Linked DNA regions of Homo sapiens: region 2 is linked to region 1. Evidence: chromatin contacts called from ENCODE Hi-C or POLR2A ChIA-PET data. All regions are on one chromosome and are shown on one strand. Each heading gives the region's core, a stretch centred on a gene start or an enhancer-like site at or near the end of the contact. The rest is flanking DNA. Distances are from core to core; before and after follow the strand shown. Region 1 holds the start of MRPS22 (mitochondrial ribosomal protein S22). Region 2 overlaps LOC124909441 (a long non-coding RNA gene).

Evidence for each region. A loop is a pair of places that touch in the nucleus more often than their neighbours do. ChIA-PET counts read pairs that join two places held with the same protein, here RNA polymerase II (POLR2A). Pooled maps may share reads with other maps.
Region 2: a loop to region 1 is called in a pooled map, with 10 times the contacts of the local background. The contact joins the enhancer-like site here to the promoter of MRPS22 in region 1. A Hi-C loop is called at or near these places in 5 of 50 pooled maps. POLR2A ChIA-PET finds 5 or more read pairs at or near these places in 2 of 52 experiments (GM12878 and MCF 10A).

What each region holds. Positions count from the first base shown.
Region 1 is chr3:139,341,372-139,346,112 of GRCh38, forward strand. MRPS22 (mitochondrial ribosomal protein S22) reads left to right here and starts at 2,649. Exons shown (of 8, transcript NM_020191.4): 1 at 2,649-2,827. The coding sequence starts at 2,656. RefSeq lists enhancers at 2,707-2,796, 2,756-3,050, 3,027-3,126, 3,137-3,256.
Region 2 is chr3:141,309,772-141,313,970 of GRCh38, forward strand. LOC124909441 (a long non-coding RNA gene) reads left to right here. Exons shown (of 4, transcript XR_007096119.1): 3 at 1,866-1,985. Among named protein-coding and RNA genes, the nearest start is that of ZBTB38, 57 kb to the right of the region's middle. RefSeq lists an enhancer at 1,869-2,058. Within about 2 kb of position 2,025, at least 29 of the 41 ENCODE cell types and tissues checked have a DNase peak (open chromatin) inside an H3K27ac peak, as active enhancers do; they include GM12878, where a contact is called at or near this core.

The sequences.
Region 1 (4,741 bases), core at 1,399-3,898:
GTGGTGTGCACCTGTAGTCCTAGCTACTTGGGAGGCTAAGGTGGGAGGATTGCTTGAGCCCAGGAGGCAGAGGTTGCAGTGAGCTGAGATCATGCTACTGCACTCCAGCCATGGTGACAAAGTAAGAAAGACCCTGTCTCAAAAGAAAAAAAAAAACGGAAAAGAAAAAAAGAAAGTAATTGACTTGCCACCACACAACCTTCTCACACCATCTTTATGAAACACCAGACATCAGATCCTGAAAGTACTTTATTCTCAAAGTTTGCAAGATAAGTATTGTCATTATGCCCATTTTGCAGGTGAGGTACTGGGGCTCTGAAAGATGTGGGCATCTGCCTGAGGTTATAGCTTAAACCAGGAATCTTCATTACTCCATATCAGTAAAACTCACTGTACCCCAAGTAAAAGAGGTCATTGAAAGGAAAGTGGGAAGCTCTCTGGCCAAGACACCACCTTTCTCCATCTCTCTCCGTACATATTCTCCCATCTCTGCTTCTGAGGATCTGCTCCATTTTCCTGCCTCTCTCTGCAGAGTGGCTTTTCCCTGCTCACTCATCAGTGAGCACATTGCTGAAAAAGGCTGCTTCAGCCCAAACCCTAAATACTTAGTTATTCACTTCAAGCTTCCACCGTCGACTATTCTATGTCTCATAGTTTGAATTATTGAGAAAAAATCTGCTTGGTGCCTGGTCATCTGGGGTAGGCTGAAGAATGCCCCCATACTTCCTCCCAAGTATAACTGCACTCTAATCCATGGAACTTGTGGATGTTACCTTATATGGAAACATGGTCTTTGCAGATGTGATTAAGTTAAAGATTTTAAAATGGGGATTATCTTGGATTATCAGGGTGGGTCAGTGATTATGCAATCACATACATCCTTATAAGAAGAAAACAGAGGAAGATTTGGCACAAATAGAAGAAGAGAAGCTGATGTGAAGATGGAGGCAGAGATTGAAATGATGCAGCCACAGGCAAAGGAATGTTTACAGTCATCAGAAACTGGAAGAGACAAGGGGCAGATTCTTCTCCAGAGATAGACTCTAAGGGGAGCAGAGCTCCCTTGATTTCAGCTCAGTAATACTGATTTCAGATTTCTCATGCGGAATTGTGAAAGAATACATTTTTGTTATTTTAAACCATAATATTTGTGGTAGTTTGTTATAGCAGCCACAGGAAACTAATGCTAATACAGCAGCCAATGGATTCATTCATCCTGCACTAAGTGTCCAATCAGCTGTGTCCAGGAGGATGTTTACAGGAAAAACATAGCCACTGAGGCCTGCTCCCTCAGCTATGGGAAGAAAGTAGAGGGTTCATTTTCAGAGAAAAGGCATGGGCTGGGAGACACCTGCATTCATCCTGCCACTAGTCTCTGACACCTGCTATCATGTAGGTGTAAGCATTGGGAAGTGCAGGGCAGCAGACTTGCCTAAATAGGCACCAAGCCTAGTGCTCTCCCTTCCCCTCCCAAATAGGGAATGAGTTCATAAACAGCACTGTTAATATTAATGCTAAGTTGGGGGAAAATAGCTGAGGCTGGAAGGTGAGTCTATTCATCCAGCTAAGTCAAACAAGAGTTTACTAACACCCTGTTTTCCCAGGCCTTGGGATAAGTGCTTAGCACAGGCACCAATCTATAGTCTAGAGAAGGATAAGACCTGCACATCCTGGATAGCTGGAAAAAATGTAAAGAATCATTTAATCATTCATTCATTTATTCAACAAAAGTTTGCTGTGCACGTAGATGTACTAGGCTAGGTGATATTGCAATAAAATATGTAGAGTCACTGTGTTCATGGGGTGAGAAAAAGAAATAAGCAGATAAAGAGCAAAATAACAGATTATAAAATGGGCTATAAAGGAAAGGAATAAGTGTTGAGACAGAGAATCAGGTGTATGAATTGGCAGTGGCAGTGGTGGTGGTGGTAATCAGGGCTTGGAGTCAGGAGTTAGATTTAGGGTGCATGTGAGCAGTGTGGATGGAGAAATTTAAGAAGTAGTTGGATTTAAACCTGAGGATGGGGGAGAAGGTTTGGGCAGGAAGTGGAATACATAAATTATGTATTTATTTGAGACAAGAGTCTCACTCTGTCACCCAGGCTAGAGTGTTTGTTTGTTTGTTTATTTGAGATGGAGTCTTGCTTTGTTGCTCAGGCTGGAGTGCAATGGCACGATCTTGGCTCAATGCAACCTTTGCCTCCTCGGTTCAAGCGATTCTCCTGGTACAGGCGCCCGCCACCATGCTTGGCTAATTTTTATATTTTTAGTAGAGACGGGGGTTTCACCATGTTGGCCAGGCTAATCTCGAACTCCTGACCTCAGGTGATCCGCCCGCCTTGGCCTCCCAGACTGCTGGGATTACAGGCGTGAGCCACGGCGCCTGGCCGGAAATTTGTTATTTAGAACGATGGAAACGGGTAGGAAAAAGAGCATATAGGGAAAAAGGTGTAAGTTTTAACTTTATGCATAGGGAAGGACATAAACACCGTCTACTTGTGAATAAGTAGTTTAGAAGAAACAATCTATAAGGGCCCGGAAGACTTCCGGCCCTTTCCGCCTTTAACTAGACTACATTTCCCAGAGTGCTGCAAGAACTGGGTGTGACTCGGAATCCCTCCCAACCACTTCCGGCGCAAGTGGCTTCTGATAATCATGGCGCCCCTCGGAACAACTGTATTGCTGTGGAGCCTCTTGAGGAGTTCTCCGGGCGTGGAACGGGTCTGTTTCCGGGCTCGAATCCAGCCCTGGCACGGTGGCCTGCTCCAACCGCTACCTTGCTCTTTCGAGATGGGGCTGCCACGCCGCCGGTTCAGCTCCGAGGCCGGTAAGTGACCTTCCGGACTTTCGCTGGGGCGTTCTTCTGGGAGACGTAGATCCTGTTTCTGGCAGGCGAAAACCACGCGATAGCCCCCGCGACACGTATCCTAGCGCTTCCTCAGATTCAGCTGTCTTCCTTCTGTACCTGTAGAGTTTGTCATCACCTGCATATCTGTTCATTCGTTCACTCACTCAACTACAGTGCCTGAGTTCCGCTCCGTGCAGAGCACTGTGCTAAGCTCTGTGGGATATGGCAAACTAAGACTGACACAGACATTTCCCTGTGGGAACTCATGTCCATGGGGAATTGGCAGTGCAGTGTGACCCGGGTTGTTATAGGGGACGCACACAGGAGAGGCACTCAAACTAGGTTGGAAGGTCAGGGAAGGGTTCCTGGCAAATATGACCAAAGCTGAGATCTGGTTAGCCATGCTAAGGAGAAAGCAAGAAGCTTCTCAAGCATAGGGGACAGTAGCAGATGTCCAGAAATGAGACTGAGCACAGATATTTGGGAACCCATTTTGGAGGTAGGATTGATAAGGCTTGATTAAGGCTTTGGATATGAGTTTAAAGGGACAAATTAAGATTGTTTCTTAAGTTTTTGATTGGAATAGAGGGTTGTCCCATTTACACCAAGATGAAGAAGATTAATTAATTGTTGGAACCGTTATTTTGGGGGCGGGGGTAGTGCAGGAGTAGATGAGATCAGGAGATGGGAAAGGAGGCGGAATTAAACCTATTTGGGACACATTAAATTTGAGGTGACTTTAAGAGTCAACTGTTTAGTATGGAGTTAAATATAAAGTGAGGAACATCGGAGTAAAAATGGTAACTAAAGGTGAGTGAATGGGTGAGACTGAGGAGAGAGTAGTGCTGAGCACTTGCTGTGTGCTGGATACCCTGAGGAACCCTGGGTGCCAGAGATGAGTATAAGACAAGGTCTGGTCTTCATAGAGCACATCACTTAGTGAGAGACATAGTGTAGGTAAGCAGACCACCTTAACTTTTTTTCTAAATGAGGTTGGAAGCCATTCGTGAATTTTAAGCTTGGGAGTAATCTTGATTACATTTTAAAGAGATTACTCTGGTTGCTCTGTGGAGAATGATCTGTAGTGGGGCCAGAATGGAGAAAGGGAGGCTGATGCAAGAGATGAGGATAGCCTTGACTAGAGTAGTGGCAGTGGGAAATGGAGGATTAAAATGAGATTTATGAAGGCAAACAATCAGTATGTTCTCTGCCAGTGGTGTTTTTTTTTTTGTTTTTTTTTTTTTTTTGTAAAATTGGGATAATCTTCGTGTTTACCTCATGGGTTGTTGTGAGTATTAAATGGGCTGAATGTGTAAAGTACTTAGCTCAGTCAGTATTGGCATGTAGTAAATAGCTAATAAATGGTAGCTCTTATAATTACTGTTATTATTACTACAGCTATTTGATTACTGTTGTTGTTATTACTACTGCTATTGGCTAGATCTGGAGGATCAGGGAGAATTTAGGAATGGCTGTAAGATTTCTGGCCTGTATGGCCTACTGGATGATGCTGAGATAGGGAACAGAAAATGCAGGTTTGAGACAAGGGAAAGTTGATGGGTTCTGACTTGGCAGTATTCAAGTACATGAGAGAGGTTGAGTAATTGGATGGAAGGTGATCTTGGCAGGAGATTCAGATTTTAGAGTTTCTGGCATATAAAGGTAATTGAAGTCGTGGCAGGATAGGAGAAATCATCGAGTAAGAATCTGAGAAGGGAGAAAAGGACATCGTTCAGAATCTGTAGGGATACCAACATTTATAGGAGAAGAAGAGGTGACTAGGAACAAATGGCTTTTTCTTTCTTTTTTGCTAATGGAAATGGAAGTAGAAGTTAGGCAAAGCAATAAGCAAACTGCATGAGGCTGAGCTAAGATTTGATTCTCTGCTTATGT
Region 2 (4,199 bases), core at 775-3,274, 2.0 Mb after region 1:
ATAGTATTAAGAGATGGGACCTTTGGGGAAGTGATTAATTCATGAAGGCTCTGCCTCAGGAATGGGCTTAGTGGCCTTATAAAAGGAGTTGGAATTGAAGGGAGCTAACTTGGCCCTTTGGCCCTTCCACCATGTGAGGACACAGCTACAAGGCACCATCTTTTTTTTTTTTTTTGAGACAGTCTCGCTCTGTCGCCCAGGCTGGAGTGCAGTGGCTTGATCTCGGCTCACTATAAGCTCTGCCTCCCGGGTTCATGCCATTCTTCTGCCTCAGCCTCCCAAGTAGCTGGGACCACAGGCACCTGCCACCATGCCCGGCCAATTTTTTTTTTTATTTTTAGTAGAGACAGGGTTTCACCGTGCTAGCCAGGATGGTCTCGATCTCCTGACCTCGTGATCCGTCTGCCTTGGCCTCCCAAAGTGCTGGGATTACAGGCGTGAGCCACCGCGCCCAGCCCCAAGCATCATCTTTGAAGCAGAGAGTAAGCCTTCACCAGTCCAGTCCTTGATCTTGGACTTCCTTGCCTCCAAAACTGTAAACAATATATTTCTGTTACTTATAAATTACCTAGTCTAAGGTATTTTGTTAGAGCAGCCTGAATGAGCTAAGACAGAGGGCAATCAGGAAACTGATGTTCTGATCTTCTGGTGAGGTTCTTAACCAGGGCCCGACATATGGGTTTCAATTTTGCTTTCAAAACAGTGTGGATGTAAAGATGTGTGTTTATCCAGGAAGAGGGTTCACAACTTTCTTTGGATTCTCAACAGAATTCAGCACACACGAAATATTATGTTCAGAGCTACTGCTCTGGGAATAAGAACCTCAGCAAACACATTTCAGATAAGCAAAGCCCTTGTCTGAATTCAAGCCCATTTCTATCTCCCTCCCATCAAGCCAGAGTGGCAGAAGATGACTAGGAAGAGTCAGAGGACCTTAGAGGAGGTGGATGTAGCCAAGAGAAAGGATAAAGGCTGAGCTGTTTGAAGTTTCCAGAGAGGACTGAGGAAGTCAACCTGGGTCCTTCTTGTGTGGAGGTCACACTTCGCCCAAGATAGCAGAGGCCGTTTAAACTGAGATGGATATATTTACCCTTTGTTTGATGCCAGGAGTATGTGATCATGAATTGTTATGTGGCTGTGTGTACTACATACCGGTGTGTTCACAAGGGTAGGTATAACTGAGCTGTGTGCATAAGTGAACGAGTGGCCTTTGGGTTTAGTGTGAGCATCTGAATGGTTTGGTGAAGGGATGTGCACGTGCATCTTTAACCATTTACCCATCAAGCCTCTCATTAAGTTAAGACAGGTTACGGAAAAGAATTCCACTAGGTGAGAGTATCTGCAGACAGGCCTACAGCCCACACCAGAAAACTGGGAATCCTCAACTCGCCCCACTCCCTGATCCCTCATCATCCACTGAATCCATGCTGCCACTCCCACCATCAGCCCCCATCAACTCTCCCTGGGCTGCTGCTCAGCCTTCAATGGCCTCCCCCAAAACCCTTCTGAATGAACTGCAGCAATAGTGATGACGGTAAAATGACTTTTGGGTCACAGCGCGTCTCCCCTGAAGCGAACAACGGCTTTCCATTGTCGGAGGATACTGCCCATCTCCTCAGTCTGACTCGAGGGCTCTTTCAAGGTCGACTCTGGGGTAGTGAGGTCCCCGGCTTTGGGCGCGTCTCCCCTCAGTCGGCTCGTATCCCACACCCCTTCCCCCTTGGATGCCTCGTTCTCTGGGGCCCTTTGGCGCTGCCCCTGCGTCCCCATCATGGAAACTACCACCTGCTGCCTAACTGCCAGACGCAAAAGTGCCCAAGCCTGTCTCTCACGTTCCACCCCATAAACCTTCCCCACCCGACCAGAAGCCAGAGAGACCACAGGTCGAAGCAGGACCACGCAAGGACGCGCACGCCTCTTTCCCACGCCGCAGAGCGATAGAACCCGCAACAGGAAAACGGAAAGGCCGTGCGCCGGAAGAACAGGTAGGGACTACGACTCCCAGAAGCCTCTTGACAAGGACTACATTTCCCAGAAAGCTCCGCGCGGTTCCCACCCCGGAACTGCCTCTGCTTTCGAAAGCGGAAGGCGGGCCAACCGGGCAGGGAACAGGGTTTCTGAAGGGATAGACCGGTGGGCGGTGTCGCCGGGTGTCTACCTCCAGGGGTCGTTCGTGAGCCAGAGAAACCCGGACTTAGGAAGGAAGGGGCCTGGCCACAGCCCTTCCGCTGTTGGCTGTGCATTGCCCTTATTCCCAGCTCATTCTCTGTCGTTGAGTCGAGCAAGGAGGGTCAGACAGAACCAGGTCCACCACGTTTGTGTCTTTCCGCCAGGTGAGACTTTTACTGATGCTATTCCAGTCATAAAAGCCAGGAGCTACATGGAGTTCCCAAGGAGGCAATTCCCCTAACACTACCCGCTCACTCGCTCACTCCGTAGTCAGAGCCATAGGCACACAGGCTTCAGCCACTACACCAAGTCAGTATTGCAAAGCATACAAAATAGTCTACTTAGTCAACATGTTAAATGTTGTAGATTAAATATTCCACATCAAGCAGGGTAACATTTAACATCAAGAGCAAAGGAGATAGATAGGAAAAGGGGTTAACAAACTAGTCCCAGGAGAGACAAGGTGTCCTGGCCTCAATGTCTTGCAAGGAAGAGTCTTTGATGTGGGCAAAGCCTTAGGCAGCAGATGCCGGGTGTTTATCATGGGCGACAGCAAGATAGGGTCTGTTAAGACGGCCATTTAGAGCTAGAGAAGTCCTGCTCTTTTTATGGCCACGGGGGTCTTCTGGTGACGACTGATAGTGAAGGAGTGTGCCTGTTTATGCCCGTATTTGGTTGGATACACTCTTTTTTGGTTAGGCGAACATCGGGACTCTGTTGGCATGATGCCTTTTGAAACGTAAAGTGGAGTCTTTTGCTAAGATGGAGTTACTTATGTCAAGGGTGTTCTATACACTCCCTCTGCCTGCTCTGGCTTTGCCTGTGGCCAGTACTTGCTCTCTGCCCACCTCTTGGTGTCTCTAGGGGGTAGAGGCTGGTGGCTAGATGGTCTGTCCCTCGCCCTTATCTCCAGTCCTGCATTGCTTATCTGCCGCTTGGAGGCGGTGACCATCTTGACTCTAAGAGCCAAACCCACAGAGCCCTACATGTGAGTTCCACAGCTCTTCTACTTCTGGCTGTGGCTGTCGGAGGAGGGGCTTCAGGCGGTGGAGACAGGCGTGGACAGTAGCTGGGGGGTGGCGGGGAGATCTGTGGCTCCTGATCTGCCACCTCTGTTCCCAAGAAGATAATTTTCCTGTGGCCTGGGCTCATCCAGCTTATCTTCTCAAATGCCTGAGTTCTGTAGGTGGCCGGCCTTCTTCCTCACTTCCTCCACTCCCAGCCTTATCCCTCAGACCCTAGCAATGGGCCCCATGGCATATTTTCACCTTTCCCCTTTAGAGCCACTTAGAGGACCTGTCGAGAAATAGACGTAACTGGATGAACTAAAACAAGGATGAGGCAGAAACAACTTTCCATAAGACATGTCCACCAGTGTGCCATGTCAGTTTACCGTAACCATGGCTACACCCGGGAGTTCCCGCCTCTTTCCATGGCAATGACCCGATGACGCAGAAGTTACTCCCCTTTTCCTAGAAAATTCTGCATAAACCAACACTTAATCTGCATGCAATTAAAAATAGGTATAAATATGACCATAGAACTGCCCTGAGCAGCTACTCTCTGCCTATGGGGTAGTCCTGCTCTGCAGGATCAGTCATGGAGCTGTAACACTGCCACTTCAATCAAGCTGTTTTCGGCTACCCTGCCACCAGCTAGCCCTTGAATTCTTTACTGGGCAAAGCCAAGGAAAAAGCCACATTTTGTGGCTCTCCTGTCCTGCATCACAACCGCTCCTAGGGAGCTACAACCACTGGTAACTGAGTGTCTTCTGACAGACAGTTTCATGAAGTACAGGCTTCCCAGAGGTGCCTGTCCCTTCTCCCATGTTGCTCCATGTTACCACATTTCCTACCTGGGTAGACCTTTGGAGATCCCTGAGATCCTTTTAGGGAATCTGCAAGGTCAAAACTGTTTTCACAATAATACTAAGTTTTATTTGCATTTTTCACTGTAGTGACATTTACGTTTAAAATCATAGGTAAAACTGCTGGAACCTTGGTGTGATTCAAGGCAGTGGCACCAAACTA